Linked DNA regions of Homo sapiens: region 2 is linked to region 1. A link is a loop called in an ENCODE intact Hi-C map of the cell type or tissue named here. Cell type or tissue: natural killer cell. All regions are shown on one strand. Links, peaks and the distances in the headings refer to the core of each region. The heading gives the core; the rest is flanking DNA. Region 1 overlaps COLGALT2 (collagen beta(1-O)galactosyltransferase 2). Region 2 overlaps C1orf21 (chromosome 1 open reading frame 21).

Region 1 (7,741 bases), core at 838-5,837:
CTTAATTCCCAGTTCTAGCGTCAAATCCCTTTGAGAAGGCTGTACTCTGGGGACATGTACATATATGTATGTATATGTTACCATGTGATAAATAAGGCATCTTCCTTCGATTAATCAGTGGCAATTAGCACCAAGCTCGAAGCCTGATCTGTTACATATCCAGAGTCCATGGAAGAGTTCTCAGTTTGTGGACTCCTGAGGCACTGCCCTAGCTTCTAGACCACCAAGCTCCTTCTGAATACTGTTCAGCAGCTACAGGGGACACCCATGAGAGAGTCAGTGATGTGGAGTCACAATCCCTGCCAAGTATCTGTTACGCATATTACCAGGAGGGGAACCTCTTAATATTTCTGCTTCATTCTTTATACAACTAAAACTTAATAATAAATACTACCCTTAGAATATTATTAGGAAGTTCTTGCCTGCTGAAAGGCAGAATTTTAGAACAAATATGTTTTTTTTTCTTTCTTTGTCCTCTCAACCCTGCTCTCTAACCTTTTTCCATGGAAGAATAGTAGAAATAAAAGAAAGCACAGAAAGTTCCAGAATAGTTTCCACTTGCTCAGATGTGGCAGAATAAAATTAAAGTCCTCCATATCTAAAACATGTATCCTCTGTATCTTACTCTTGAATTTTGATAAAAAGGTTGATTAAAAATATCACAATATCTGCTCCTAGAAAATATCAAATTCACTTTCATTACTAAATGGTAATTTCTTTCTAAGTAAATGATTAACTACATTTATCATGATACTCCTTTTTTTAAGATAAGGAAACTGAGAACAACAAAAACCAAGTAGTTTTCCCAAGACCTCAGAGCCATTTCAGCAGCCAAGCCAGTCTTGCTGGCTCTCAGATGCAAGCTCAGGCTTGTGTTCCAAAATGAACACACAAGCCTGCACACGCGTGCATGTGCACACACATATAGACACCTTTCCTACCTCATCAAATCCCATCTTGTCTGGATATTTAGGGACAACTGAGACATACTGGGAGGGTTCCATTGGAGGACGGTCAACTGGAAGACACAAGAAACATGCAGAGTGCTTTGTTAATGAAAGGGTCAGAAATCAGAATTCCATCCGCATGCCTGATCTCTAGGGTTGGAATATAACTTGGAAATACAGGGCAGGGGACAATGGCAGCAGTTCTCCAGGATTGAGTAGCCACACAGGAACCCTGCTGGTCAGGGCACTGGTTTCAGGAGCATTTGATTATATGGAGATTGCAACATTTGCTCCACTTCCCTTAAGACTTATTTCAAGAATATTTGGGAGGCAGTTTAGGATAATGGTTAAGAGGAAGGGCTCCAGAGTCGGATGATCTGGGTCCAAACCTTGGTTTGCGAAGGAGTAGGAGAGTTAGGGGACCTCTTTAAGCTCATTTCTTTGGTGTAAAATTGGGATAATAGAAGTGTATCTGTGTTATAAAATTTAAATGAGACCTGCGTGCAAAGCACTCACCACTTTAACACAGTAAATGCTCAACAACTCTTAGCTATTACTTACTATGGCCCATGATGAAAGAGCTCAGAAATAGGCTAGAATTTTTACTGAAAAACACTTTTTTCTCTGCATTTAAAATTGTCAAAGTGGGGGACTATTTTTATCCCACCTGGGCAGGTTTAGGTGTGGGTGCGCAAAAGGTCCATTGCTTTAACAGGATCTAACCACAGAGAGCTGGCCCATGTCTAATGGGAAGATTCCAGCTGGGAGTGACACTACTTCTTCAATAATGAAAGTTTTATTTATTTGATACTCTAAAAAAGCTTCCTTTGCAAACTATGTATTTTAAAGTTTGGAAGTAATATTGGTTAAGAAACCTGAAAAGGCCTTGAAGAATGTTTAGTATTATAAAAATTCAAAGTCCTCGAAGAATGTTTAGTATTATACAAATTCAAAGTCCTCATTTGATTTTCCTTAAAGGGATAATACAAAGAAAATTTAAAATGATAGCTGGTAACTGGGTTGTTGAAAGAACTATGGGTAATGGCCATGACTACTGTAACGTATCTGTTCACCTCTATTCCAGGCACAGGAGAGGAATACACTCTCTTGCCCTTGAAGTTACTCAGGGCTATATGACTTTCTGGGGAAAGTTTATAGTGTGGTGCTGCTGCTCCACTCTCCAAGGGCTCCCCCGACACTGCCCTTGGTCCCACCACTGTGCTCATAGCGGCATGTGTGGATATGGATAGCAGATGTGAATTGGAAGCAGCCTGGAACATTGCATCAACACATGAAGGGCAGCTCCCAGGAAAGACACCTGCTCTGCAGACTTGGATAGCAAGAAATAAGCCATTGTTGTATGAAGCCAATCAGATTTTTATATTCCAGCATAACTTTGCCCATCCTGAGATACTGTCCAAAGGGTATGATCTGTTTAACTTCACTGAAATATTATAGAGAAATCCTGACATCCAATTTTACTTATTGGCGAATGATGTGAAATTCTAGAACGTAGTGAGACAGAGTTCTTAGGCCAAACACAAGAGCTGGTCTCATTACTTCAAACTTGACACTTACAGTCATATTTCTGTGCATATGCAGTGCATGTCTTTGTCTTCCCAATAGCAGCCGAGAATATTCTGGTCCTTTCTGCTCCACTCCACTCCTTATTAGTTTCTTTTAAAATCAATAGGGAGGGTCCACCAGGTACACGGTTAGGTTTTTAAGAGAAAGAAGCTTAATGTACCAGCTTCCTCCTGTTCATGATATTGTCTGAGGAGCTGTCTCACTCTCCCTCCTGGGGCCTGAGACTTGGGAAGATGTTATATTTTGAGTTACCCATTCTAGGCTGCTGGTCTCCTTTGGACTCACATGGCCTGTGTGGCTTTAACATTTCAGCCAAAGAGACTGCTTTTAGCCACTTTGTTTCCATCAAACATAGGCAGTCATTGCATTCACAGGACAAGTGTTGCAAAAAAAAAGCCACAAGTGGTTGGCTCCCGAAAGTCATCACTGAGCAAAAATATCAGAGAAGTGTGCTTGGGTTTTGCCACTGAAGGCAGCAGTAAGCCACAGAGGAAAACAGGAAGTGATACAGTGAGTCAGACCTAAGAAACTTAGTCTGTGGGGAGAAGGATGTATCTTTGCTGACAACAGACTTGAAGGTTAGGTATATCCTGGCTTCTGTTTGTAGTCATTTCTGACTCCATCTTTCATAATTGATCTGGTCTCTCATTAAATCCCTTCCTGGAAATAATCCTTCCCTGTACTGCCACTTGGGACAATGGGCTTCATTGCTTTCGGGATAGTTTCAAGATCTAATGTGAATAATTACAGCCATTGTTACAGAGGTCTTATCACTCACAGAACCCAGAGTTCTGTGAGTGATATATATATATGTCACATATATACTTGACATATATAATCACATATATTTAATGTTCACATGTACCATGGGATATGTATGAGTGTCTCTATTTTTATAGACAAGGAAACAAACATTAAATAACTTGCCCAAGATCACAGAGCTGATAGAGCTGGTATTTGAACCTAGGTCCTACTCCTTTACCGGAGCTCTTAATTCCCATTCCACATCATCCCCAGAGCTAGTCCTTGGTGGCCACTGGTATTAGCCAACCAGGCAACTGGGCTGGGTCCAGAGTAGCTCATTTAAGCCCAGTCATGTCTGGAATAGTACATGATAGATTGTACTTGGATCAAATCCTACCGCTTCTTCTCTATAATTTCTCCTGAACTTCTTCCATTGTTGCAGCCTAGCTTGGGTCCTTACCCACTATGCCTGGGCTGTTTTTGATTTTTTTCAAACACTTACATGCTCTCAGTCTTTCCTATTCTAATTAATCATGCTCACTGTTGTCAAAATAATCTTCCGCCGCACAGCTCTGTTCTCAACTGTAACAGTCACACTCAACACTATATTTAAGGGCTTAACAGGTTGCTAGGTGTTTTCATAGTCACCATGTAATTTTATCTTCACTTTTTTGTGGTGGTTTTTTTTTTTTTTTTTTTTTTACAAATAAAGAAACTGAGACCAAGCCAGATGTAGACTTGTCCAAGGTCAAATACTGAGTGATTGGCAGAGCTGGAACTCAGTTTTAGACATAACTTCAAGTCCAATTATCTTAATAATTTTTACATGATGTACTGTTGTCTCAAAATGTCAATACTGAGAGCAGGTACCTGAGACTTCCTATCACCTTATGCTGTAATTTGCAAGAGTAATCTCCTCATGCTTTATAGACCATTTAAATCTAACATCTTTATAAGATCTGGCCTCCTGTCATTCATCTCCCGAAGGCAGCACATCCCCAAATTCTCTGTGCAGCTTCTAATGTACTAAATGAGTTATCACATGAAAAGAGATGGGCACAGTGCTTTTAATAAGTGTTAGTCATTGTCGTCATAACCCTTCTCCCACCTCACTCAAATTCTTCAACTCTGATTTCTAAAACTCCAGTCTACAATTCAGAAATTCCCTGACCATCCCCTTCACAAGATTTTCAATTCTCGTCCACTGATGCCTGATAAAACCCTAATCCTGGTTAAACCCATTGCCCACTTACTCAGCACCAAGAGGACTACTGGGAGAAACATACACAATTGTGTTGACTGAGTCACTTCAAAGCTACAATCACAGATGTCAAATTGGCACTTGACACCACCAAATGATGTAAGTGTCCTTTCATAGTAAATTTATTTTCCCACTCTTTGAGAGATTGTATCTTTTGTCTTCTCTCTCCTAAAATCTCCAAAATCTCTGTCTAGCTCATGACTGACTGGCCTATATACTTCAGAAAGAAAATATTCAAAATCAAATTAGATCTACCTTTTCAATCCACCTCAAGTCCACAAACCAAACTGCATGTGTATCAATACATTCTGCCATCCCATCTGCCACAGTAGATGAAGTTTCTATCTAGTATAGCCTCTGCAATATTGTTCTGGGCTGCAACCCAGGACAAAAACCCTCTTGTTTTCACCTTATAATTACCTTCTCTTTTACATCATCAAGATCTCCTTATATACTGGATCCTTGTGACTGGCATAAAACATACTGTTATATTTCTATTTTTTTAAAAAAACAGTACAAACAACCTAACCAGAAAAACCTTTCCCTTGACCTCTTACCCCCAACAGCCTCCATCGGATTTCTCCATTTCCCCATCCCATCAAGATTCAGCTTTCTCATCTCCCCATTGGCTTCTCTTCAGTCCACTTGAATGGATTTGTGTTCTCATCATTGCACTGAAGTGGCCCATGTCAAGGTCATCACAGACCTCTCTCTTGACAGAACCAATGACCAATTCTTTATCCTTATTTTCCTTGGCTTCTCAGCAGCATCTTGGCTCCGTCTTGAAACACTTCTCAATTTTTCCTCCTAGCTCTCTGGCTGTTTTGTCTTCCCCAGGGATCTGTCCTCTTCTCATCCTGTGTTCTTTTACTACATGAGTTCAGACTGTTCCACAGCTTCAAATATCCTTCTGATGCTGATGATTCTCAAATATCTGTCTCTAGCTGGAGTTTCTTCCCTGAACTCCAGACTTATATATCCAACTATCTTCTGCCTTTCTATTTAGATGCCTATTAAATATCTTAAACTTACGTGACCAAAACTAGCTCCCCAACCCCCAGTCTTTTTCTATAAAGTCTTTCCCATCTCAGTAAATGGCATATCAGGCTAAAATCTTGGACTCATCTTGATTCCTTTCTTTCCTTCATGGACTGCATTCAGGTCTCTGTAAGTCCTGTTGCTCCACCACCAAAATATATCCTCAACCTGTCTGTTTCTCATCAACTCCTTGCTAGAGCTCACATCCCAATCACCATCATGTCCCACCAGGAGAGAGGTACTGGTCCCCTACAATCTAGTATCCTCACCACAGCCCAAATGATCCTTCTAAATGCACAAGTCACTTCAGGCCATGCCCCCTCTGCCCCACCCCATCTTCCACGGATTCCCATTACTCTTGGAGTAAAATCTAAATTCCTTACCATGGCCAGAATGTTCGGTGTGATCTGGACATTTCTTCTTCCATTACTTCATCTCCCTTGACCCAACTCATTCTTTATGCCCCAATCATGCTGGCCTTTTGTCCCTGGAACACCCCCAAGCTTTTCCTGTCTAACAGTCTTTACATGTGCTGTTCTTTCCACTTGAGACATTCTTCACCCAAATATTCATATGGCTGCTTCCCAGATATATTGTCTATTGTCTAACTCTCTGTGTTAGAATATAAGTTCCCTGATGGCAGGGCTTCTGCCTGTTTTGTTCACTGCTTTATGCCCAGCATCTTGAACAATCTGCGGGGTACAGTATGTGTTGAATAAATCCTTACAGCCTGATTATCTCTTCTAACACCTTCATTGGCTCCTTAAGATAGGAATTCTTCTTTAGCTGAAGAAGAATTCAAGGACTACAACAATGAAGCCACTCCACCCTCTCGAACTTTATTTCTGCCTACTGTTTTAAGTCAGCTCTCCTTCAGCATGAGAATACTTCGTCTTTTCTTGGTCTGTTTCCTCTGCCTGTAGTGTCCTCACCATACCACTCTTCTTGTTTAAATTTTACACTTGTACCCAAGCTTAGCCTAAGAACGATTAGGACTTGAGGCTCTCCTGGATCACACAGGCCATAGCAATCTCTCTCTATCCCAAATTCCTATTTCTTTGATATTTTCTCCTTTCTCAAAATGCTATACTGTGTTGTTAGTGTTTTTTTAACATCTGTCTGTTTCTCCTATTAAATCATACATACCTGAAAACAGAGAATTGATCATAAAATGTTTTGAATCCCTAGTACCTTCAGAGAAGACGCATACATTACAGGCATTCTATGTTTGCTCATGAACAAAATGCATATACTAATGCAAGCTTGTTCAACCATGGCCCGCAGGCCACATGTGGCCCAGGATTGCTCTGAATGTGACCCAATACAAATTTGTAAACTTTCTTAAAACGCTATGTGATTCTTTTTGTGATTTTTTTTTTAGCTCATCAGCTATTGTTGTGTTAGTATATTTTATGTGTGGCCCAAGACAATCTTTCTTCTTCCAGTGTGGCCCAGGGAAGTCAAAATATTGGACACCCCGTTCCTATTCTTCAATCAGTATAGTCTAACAACACTATTAGCAGCCATTTATTTACTGCTTATTGGGTTCTAGGCACTATGCAAAGTGTTTTTAACACCTAGTTAATCTTTTATTAGAGAAGGATACTTGACTGATAGGATTTTGTCATTACCAACTTTTTATCAATCTTACACGGACTTCTAGGCCATATTTCTTCATTATACACCTCAAAATTTTATTTTTCCAACATTTTCTTACTCCTATTGTGTTCTATATTTTTAGAATTCAGGACAGAAGGTAAGTATAAGAATGAAATAAAATGCGATATGTAAAGTGCTTAGCACTAGAGGTGGCATGTGTTGGGAGATCAATGATGAAAGCTATAATTTACAGGTTCTTCTCAAATGAACTCTACCTGGCTAGCATGGTAGTGTGCATATTTGTAATTTACAATCATTAAAATCTTTATTGATGACACGTGCATTTCTGTGTACTGAGAGCTTATACTCTCAGCCCTGTGGGAGAAAACAAGAGAACATAAGGTCTGGCTGGCCTCTCTCTGAGGCCAGAGAGACTCTCCCTACTTGGGAGTCGAGACCGAGAGCCATGAAACAGGGATAATAAGGGACAGCACTTTATCGAGAGGTAAATGGAGTCATAATAATAGCAACACCTCATTATTTTATGGAGTTGATATAGTCTTTT
Region 2 (7,741 bases), core at 1,357-6,356, 530 kb after region 1:
GGCAGATGCTGACTCGACTAAGGGAGATTCCTCCTTGGGAATAACACATTGATATTAAGTCCAAACCAACATTTGCTCAGAAGTCTTTGAGAAGTCATTGTTAACTGGCCACTTGAGGTCAGACTCAGTTTTTAAATGAGGATGTCTGGAGATTCTAATATGGTCATTAGGGCTATTTTCCGTGGAACTGAAATACAATGTTATGGTAAGCACACAGACTGAAAATCTGGCAGATTGTTTTCAGATCCTGGCTCGGCTACTCACTAACATGTAGTCTTGGCAAATTTTTGAGGCTCTTTTTGCCTGGGTTTTCCCATCTGTGTAGTGTGGGGAATAAAACTAGTACTTGCCTGCCTTCATAGGGCTGTTGTGAGACTAAAATGTATTAATATTTGTAAATCTTAGCATAGTACTTGGCACATGATAAGCACTGAGTTAGTATGCTCATCATCATATTAGCAGCCTGCAGTTGCGCAGACCTCTGACCTATGCAGTTTGCATTTCTGAAAATGGTTGCTTGGTTTCCTCTGATTACGCTGGAGGAGAATGCGTCATCAGTTTATTTGTAGATGTATAATTCTCTAAACTTAAAAGATGATCAATTGTCCATGTAATACTTATCTCTTTTAGATTTTAAGATATGTGTGTTCCTATGGTTTGTTCTTTCTCTGGTTTGACCTAGACCAGTTTCTGTACTGTGTAAGATGTATACGTGAATATTTGTCTTTTAAATGAAAAGACCAAAGGACATGCATGATTCAGGAATGATGAATATAATATTATGCCTCATTTCTTTCAAAGTGTAGTTTAAAAGAAATCCCACCATAGAGGTTAACAAATACATTTTTTGCTTATCAACCATAAATCTATACATGAGTGTGTGTGTCTTGTTTATCATGCAGAGTGAGATGTTGGTAGAAGTAAGGAGTAAAGCACCATGAGAGGGCTAGAGGCAGCAGACACAGATGATGCCCCAGTGATTGTAATGGGATAAATGCATCCATAAGCAGCTGAAATAAAAAGATATACCAATTAATTGGGTACCATTTCAATTCACATTTTATTCTTTGAAGATATTCTGTTATTTGTGATTATAATATTAAAAATGAAATCCCCCAATTTATCTCTTCATATTAGAATTTTTCAGATTAATCTAAAAATTTAACTGTCAAATAAGAAACTGTAGGCTGGGCACAGTGGCTCACGCCTATAATCCCAGCACTTTGGGAGGCCGAGGCGAGCAGGTTGCCTGAGCTCAGGAGTTCGCAACCAGCCTGGGCAACACGGTGAAATCCTGTCTCTACTAAAATACAAAAAATTAGCCAGATGTGGCAGCGTGCGCCTGTAGTCCCAGCTACTTGGGAGGCTGAGGCGGGAGAATTGCTTGAACCCAGGAGGCGGAGGTTGCAGTGAGCCAAGATCATGCCACTGCACTCCAGCCTGGGCGACAGAGCGAGACTCTGTCTCAAGAAAAAGAAAAGAAAAGAAACTGTAAAAGTACTACAAAAAACGCAAGTGAGTATATTTATAATCTTAGGTTGCAAAATGTCTTTCTCTTAATGCTACAAAACCCAATACCAAAAGAAAAAGTTTGTGATAAACTGTGATTATATAAAATCTAAAATTTTGATTGGCAAAAAGTAAACTACCATAAACTAAGTCAAAAGACAAATGTCAAACTGAGAATAATATTTGCAATACAACTGAAGTTAATATGACTAATAGAAAAAGACCCTTCAAAATCTGTAAGGAAAGAACTAACATACCAATTGAAAAATGGACAAAGTTCATGGCCAGGCAATTCAAAAGAGAAAAAATATAAAGGGACAAAAGAGTACAGAAAGATATTCTACTTCTCAGTAATAAAATAAACCAAAAAAACAAACCAGCAAAAAAACCCAAAGCAAAACAAAACATTTTTTACCCTTCAGATTGGGCAGGAACAGGTGGCATCTGTCTCATGCTATAATGGAGAATGTCAACGCAGAACAATTTTTCTGGGGCACAAAATAGTAACATATATCAAAAATGTAAATGAGCATGCCCTTTGCCCCAGGAGACCCAGTGCTAGGAATTTATCTTAGGAACGTAATTGGACAAGTGTGCAAACCTGTGTGTTCAAGGGTCTTTCTCACTGATGAAACATGCATGGAATAGAGCCATTAGAGATCAAGGTATTCTATATTTATTGATATGGCAAAAGGTTTGTGACAGATTATTAAGTGAAATTAGTAAAGGGATTTTATGCAGCATATCTTGTTTGTAAATTTTACTTGTTTAAAATATATGTAAAATTCTGTGTGAGTGCATAAAAGAAGTGTTTGAAAGGCCATTCACCAAAACTTTTACGATGGCAGTCTCTTTATTGTGAAGTTTCAGGTGATTCTTAATTTCTTCTTTGTATTTTTCTGTGTGTCTTGAATCTTTTATGTTTAACATTTATCATTCACTACAACTGTTTATTTTGATAAATATAATTCAAATGTTTCCATCTCCAGAAGGCCTTTAGTTGTGTTTTCAGGGCAATGGTGAAATCTATCCCAGAGGAGAAAGCACTATCACTGGAAATAGCCCCAGGGCAACAGGGATCTGACTGATAGAAATGTTAGCCCAGGCATACAGATGGAGTCTGATGACTGGCACTTGTTGGTTTCATTTAAAACCTAGCATTTCACTTCATCCTAAGAAGCACTCGTTGACTACCTTGCATGAATTAGGTGCTGTGCTAGGCACGGAGGCTGTAAAGACGGGTTAAACCTGGTCCCTGCCTTTAAGGAACTGGTAAAGATGCAATAGATGGACATCTTGACAGAAAATGTCAGTACCATAGGGTGATAAGGCAAAAGGTCTCTTTTTCCAAGGAGTGGGGGAAGACTTGTAAAGAGGATGATTAAAGCCTCAGCTGAGTCTTAAAATATGAATACCAGCCAAAGGAACTAAGTGAGACAGAGCAGGAGGTTTAGGCTGAGAGTCAGTGAGAACAAAGGCTTAGAGGTACACCACACATACAATATAGCAGGGGAGACTGGGAAACTTTAACCAACTGGTGGAGACATAACTTTAGAGAATCTCACATTAACGGCAGGAGTCTTAAATATTTGAAAATTTTACTCTGGATTTTTTTTCAAGACACTTAAAAGCTCACATAGACAATGTAAGAATCATGTTAGGGATTGGCAGTTAGGTGAAGATTTAGAAAACAGAAAATTTGATGCTAATTCCTTAAGCTGTCTAAGTGTTCAGCCTCACCTCAGGTTAGATGATTATGAACCCTGAGTAATAATGCCAGAACATGGCCTTATGTAGATGAGACCGTTTACCAGGAAGGGTTAGTAATGATTATCTCTGGGTGGTGCTGATTACTAGTTAGTTTTTGTACTTCTTTTATATTTTCCAAATATTCTACATCCCTTTTTCTAAAGAAGTTTTGTGAAAAAAAAAAAGCATTTTATAACTATGTAGGTGGTGACATTGAGAAAGAACTTGTGGAGCAAGGTATAGTGGCTAATCATATTAATTTGGGAACCAAACTGATAGGTTCCTCATTTGTAAAATTGGAACCTACCTCATAAGATGCTATGAGGATTAAATGAATTAATAAGTAATAAAACACTTAAAATAATGCCTGGCACACAAAAAGTGCTGTATAAATAATCAGTGAACTTTATTTAGAAAGTTCTCTGGATTATTCTCTCATAAACAGCACATTTTCATCTTTATGACAGTAAAGTTTAGCATAGTGCTTTTTTTAATAAGAAGAATAAAAACTTCATTCAGAAAAAGCAAAACTTTTTCCTTAAAGTTCATTTACCTGCAGATATCATTAGTGTGTGTAGTACTTTCCTTCTTTCTTTTTTTTTTTTTTGAAACAGGTTCTGTCTCACTCTGGTTGCCCAGGCTGGAGTGCAATGGCACGATCCCAGCTCATTGCAGCCTCAACCTCCCAAGCTCAGGTGATTCTCCCACCTTAGCCTCCTAAATAGCTGGGACTACAGGTGCAAGCCCCCCATGCCCAGCTAATTTTTTGTATTTTTAGTAGAAACAGATTTTCACCATATTGCCCAGGCTGTTCTCGAACTCCTGAGCTCAAGCAATCTGCCCACCTTGGCCTCCCAAAGTGCTGGGATTACAGGCATGAGCCACTGTGCCCGGCCCTTTTCCTTTGTTTTTAGCAGTAACCGTTATGGTTACTTATAGCAAAGTTCTGGGCCACAGGCTATGAATCATCAATGACAGTGACCTTCGGGGCTTTGCTAGCTCACATGACACTGGTTAAGTGGTTTGGTTTCATTTTGCCTGTTTTCAGCCCTGCACCCAAGAGGTTGCTTAAGCTATGAGAACAAAAGTAAAGATAGGAAATAACTATGATATAATTCCATATCTCAAGTTTATTTTTAGCTAACGGGCCTTGTCTTGCTCTTCATTCTGAGGCGTAAAGTCTCTTAGGAAGAGAAGGAATCAGAAGCATGATGCAGAGTTTGACAATGACTAATTTGAAACGGAGCCATCTTCATTCTTTGTAACTTTAATCTCAATTTCTCAGTTTTTCTCAAATTTTCTACTGTAAGCAAACCTTCACAGAAATAACTCCTCTTAGAGATCACAGTGAGCTATGTGCTGTGTAAGGTTTTATTAGAACAAGCACATAAACAAAAACAAGTGGCTGTAAAGCCCAGTGAGCCCAGTTTATAGAGAAGCCATTGACTTGCCTGCAGAACCTGGTTACATTTGGATTCTGCCACAGAGTAACCATGCTACAGGGTGACCTCTGTGGGCTCTGGTTTCTGCGTCTTGGGAGTGAGTGGGTGGAACTGTGTGATTGCTATGGGAGTGTTGAGTGCTAATGTTCAAAGGTTCTATTTACCTGCTCCCCACACTATGGACAATTCACTCAACTGTGTGGTGTCAGTTTCTTTCCTGCAGTGGAGCCATTGGCAAGATTATATATGATTATTGCTTTGTTGATTGCTCTCAGAAAAAAATGGTGGTGGTGGTAGTGTTCAGCTATTAAAAGCTTTATGGTCCAGAGTTGACCAAATTGTTAATTGCATTGTGATATTTACTTTTTCAATGAAAAATTAGAAAGAAGTATCACCAATATCTTCTGTAGCTTCAGAACATTACCATGAGCCTGAAGGTGAGAAAGCTTGAAGTGTGTGGAGTTGTATCTCTGCTTCCACCTTGGCTGGCTGGTTTGTAAATTTATCTTTCATCCACTGATGCTTAAATTGGTGCTGTGCAGCTGCTGCTAGTCAGTGAAGGATTCCATTTGTTGGCTTTCTGTTTAAAGGTTTGTGGTAGAAGTCAGGGTAGGGTAGATTGGTCCTGTTGTTTGAAAAGGATAATGAAATATCTAATAGAAGACAGTTATAAACAAAATCTAGGCCAAAAGGAGAACATTTAATTTCCCAGGTTGCTGATTTTCTCAAGAGCTACTGTACTATGATCTGATCACTCTGAGAGTGTGGTTTTGTTTATTAACTTATATAGCTGTACTCTGTTGGTCCAGCCAGACTATAATAGGGCAAGAAGAAGTAAAAATTTACAGAAAGTCAGATTCTAAAGGATTATATTTCTGTGGCTATAATATTAAGTATATATAAAATTCTCTAAAATGTAACTCACAACACATGTTTAAACTATGAATAAAAATGGTCTTTGACAGTTTTTTAAAGGTTACATAATTAAAGTTTCTTGGTTGGAACAGCCATAGCTGGGGAAGATGCCTGCTGGAGAGGACACAGGCCGTGAGGAATACAATGTTTATAGTCAGCTTTCTTCATAGTAATAATCTGTGCTGGAAGCTATAATATAAATGTACATTTACATTTTATCTAAAAATAATTTTAAAAGTTTATGTACATGGCTATAAGCATTGAAGGTAAAAGAGTAAGGGTGAAGTGAAAAATCATGATGTTAAATAGCACATCTTTGAAGCTAATTAATTCCTTCAAATTGCAAAACAGTCACACGAGTACAAATCTTTATTTAGACTACGTTTGATTTTCATTTGAAAACCACATTCAAGACAAGCTAAATTACATTTAAATTCCCTTCCAGCTATAGATATGCATGCCTCACTGTATAAATGTCACTGTTGATTTTGATCTATAACCAAAGAAGAAATTGTCAAATTATGTATGAAATAGGATTTTATTTTTAATGTGGCACCAAGTATTTTTGCATTTATTGTGTTAGCTGTTTAACACAATATTTTTTCATTAACCTTTTAGTCTTCATTGCCTTCTGTCACTCAAGAGATGTCTTTTTATCTGAAAGTGTTTATAAGATCTTGAGTTTGGAGTGCAGCTTTCCTCCTTTGTTTCTTGCCTTGTTTCCCATGATGCAATTGTTAAATGGCCAGCATGTTAAAATGAAAGACAATGTGCTTTTAACTCTGATGGAACTCTGAAAATTAAAGTTATTCATTTAAGAACTATTGGTTGAGCAAATACTATAAACTGGATTTTACTAAGAGATATAACATGTAATATGATAATGATTGCCCTCATTTGGCTCACATTCTAGCAGGTAATAAAGGTAATAAAAAGAGAGACAAACATGTACTGTCAGGGAAAAGTGTCATGAGAATACAAAAGGGGATGGAGAGTTGACAGGATGGCTGTTTCAGAGTCATCTGTCAGAGAAGGTCTATCTGAGGAACTGACCTTTGAGCAAACCATGAGAATACCTGGGAACAGAATGTTTCAGGCAGAGAAACAACAAAGCCAAATTTCTGAGAGGGAGCTGGCTAGTGGATTCCAGGAAGAAGCCTGATGCCCTTGTGCCAGTAGGGTGATGGGTGACAAACTCACAGAGGCAGTCCAGGGCCGGACTGTACTGCTCTGTACACTGGCTTCTGTTCTAAAGGTAATAGAAGTCAGGAGAGGGTTTTGAGTGCAGGGGAGTGATGAGGTCTGACTGCTACGTAGGGAATAGACTATAGGAAGAGAGTGAAGCAGTTGACCAGTTAGAGTCTTGCTCAGTAGTCCTAGCAAGAGATGTTGGTGGTCTGGATTAGGGAGGTATGAATGGAGATAATGAGATATGGGCGGGCTTGGGATATTGGGGAATGATTAAATATGAGCTTCATTAGAGCATATTGTATCTGTGGTTTTCTCTGTTAAGGGCAGCAGTGGGAGGTAGAATTTTGTACCAATACAAGCTCCTCTTTAGTGGTGGCTTGCAGGAGGCAGAGTTTTTATGTTTTAGAGCAATGACCATGGTCTGAGGCTTAGCAACATGGAATGAAAAATGAAATTTGAAAATTGTGAAAGCAAAGATTTTTAAGATGGGGCTGTAAGGATTAATAGGGTCAAAATTCTACATTAATGTTTTTTGCTTTTGCTTTTTTTTTTTTTTTACCTTCTTGAGGCAAATTTGTTTGATGCTAGCTGGGATAAAAAGAACATCATTAACAGTTAAATTCCTACTTCAGTTTCCAGGGCTCAGCTGTACCCAGGCACAGGGCATGGCCCAAGTGAGGAGAAGTGCTGCAGCCCTAGAACCTCCTGGGACTGCAGTTCATCTGCACAGCATGTCATCGTCACACAGTGACATCTCATTTCATTCAACCTGAGAGTGAAGGGGTTTCAGACATGGCTTGCTTGTTCATTTTTAGCAAGTTTCTTAAGGGCCAGGGTGCCCGAAGAGGCAAGTTTCTACTCTCGCCTCCCTTCCTGTAACAGCCACCTCCCTTTCACCTGGCTCTTGCCTTCCCCCCGCAACATAGACTCTCATC

The links. A loop is a pair of places that touch in the nucleus more often than their neighbours do. Peaks named below come from ENCODE experiments on the same cell type or tissue, not always from the same donor. Only the 100,000 strongest peaks of a DNase experiment are listed, where the experiment ranks them.
Region 2: a loop joins it to region 1, with 20 times the contacts of the local background. A loop is called at or near these places in 1 of 110 quality-filtered maps.

Annotation. Positions count from the first base shown.
Region 1 is chr1:183,953,821-183,961,561 of GRCh38, forward strand. It overlaps COLGALT2 (collagen beta(1-O)galactosyltransferase 2), which reads right to left. Exons shown (of 12, transcript NM_015101.4): 7 at 942-1,018. Among named protein-coding and RNA genes, the nearest start is that of COLGALT2, 80 kb to the right of the region's middle. RefSeq lists a silencer at 2,012-2,176. In natural killer cell, for the core only: no CTCF peak of the experiment used is centred there; a DNase peak (open chromatin) is centred at 3,021; H3K27ac peaks cover 2,837 bases.
Region 2 is chr1:184,487,498-184,495,238 of GRCh38, forward strand. All of the region lies in intron 2 of C1orf21 (chromosome 1 open reading frame 21), which reads left to right. Among named protein-coding and RNA genes, the nearest start is that of C1orf21, 100 kb to the left of the region's middle. In natural killer cell, for the core only: no CTCF peak of the experiment used is centred there; a DNase peak (open chromatin) is centred at 4,264; H3K4me3 peaks cover 523 bases; H3K27ac peaks cover 2,850 bases.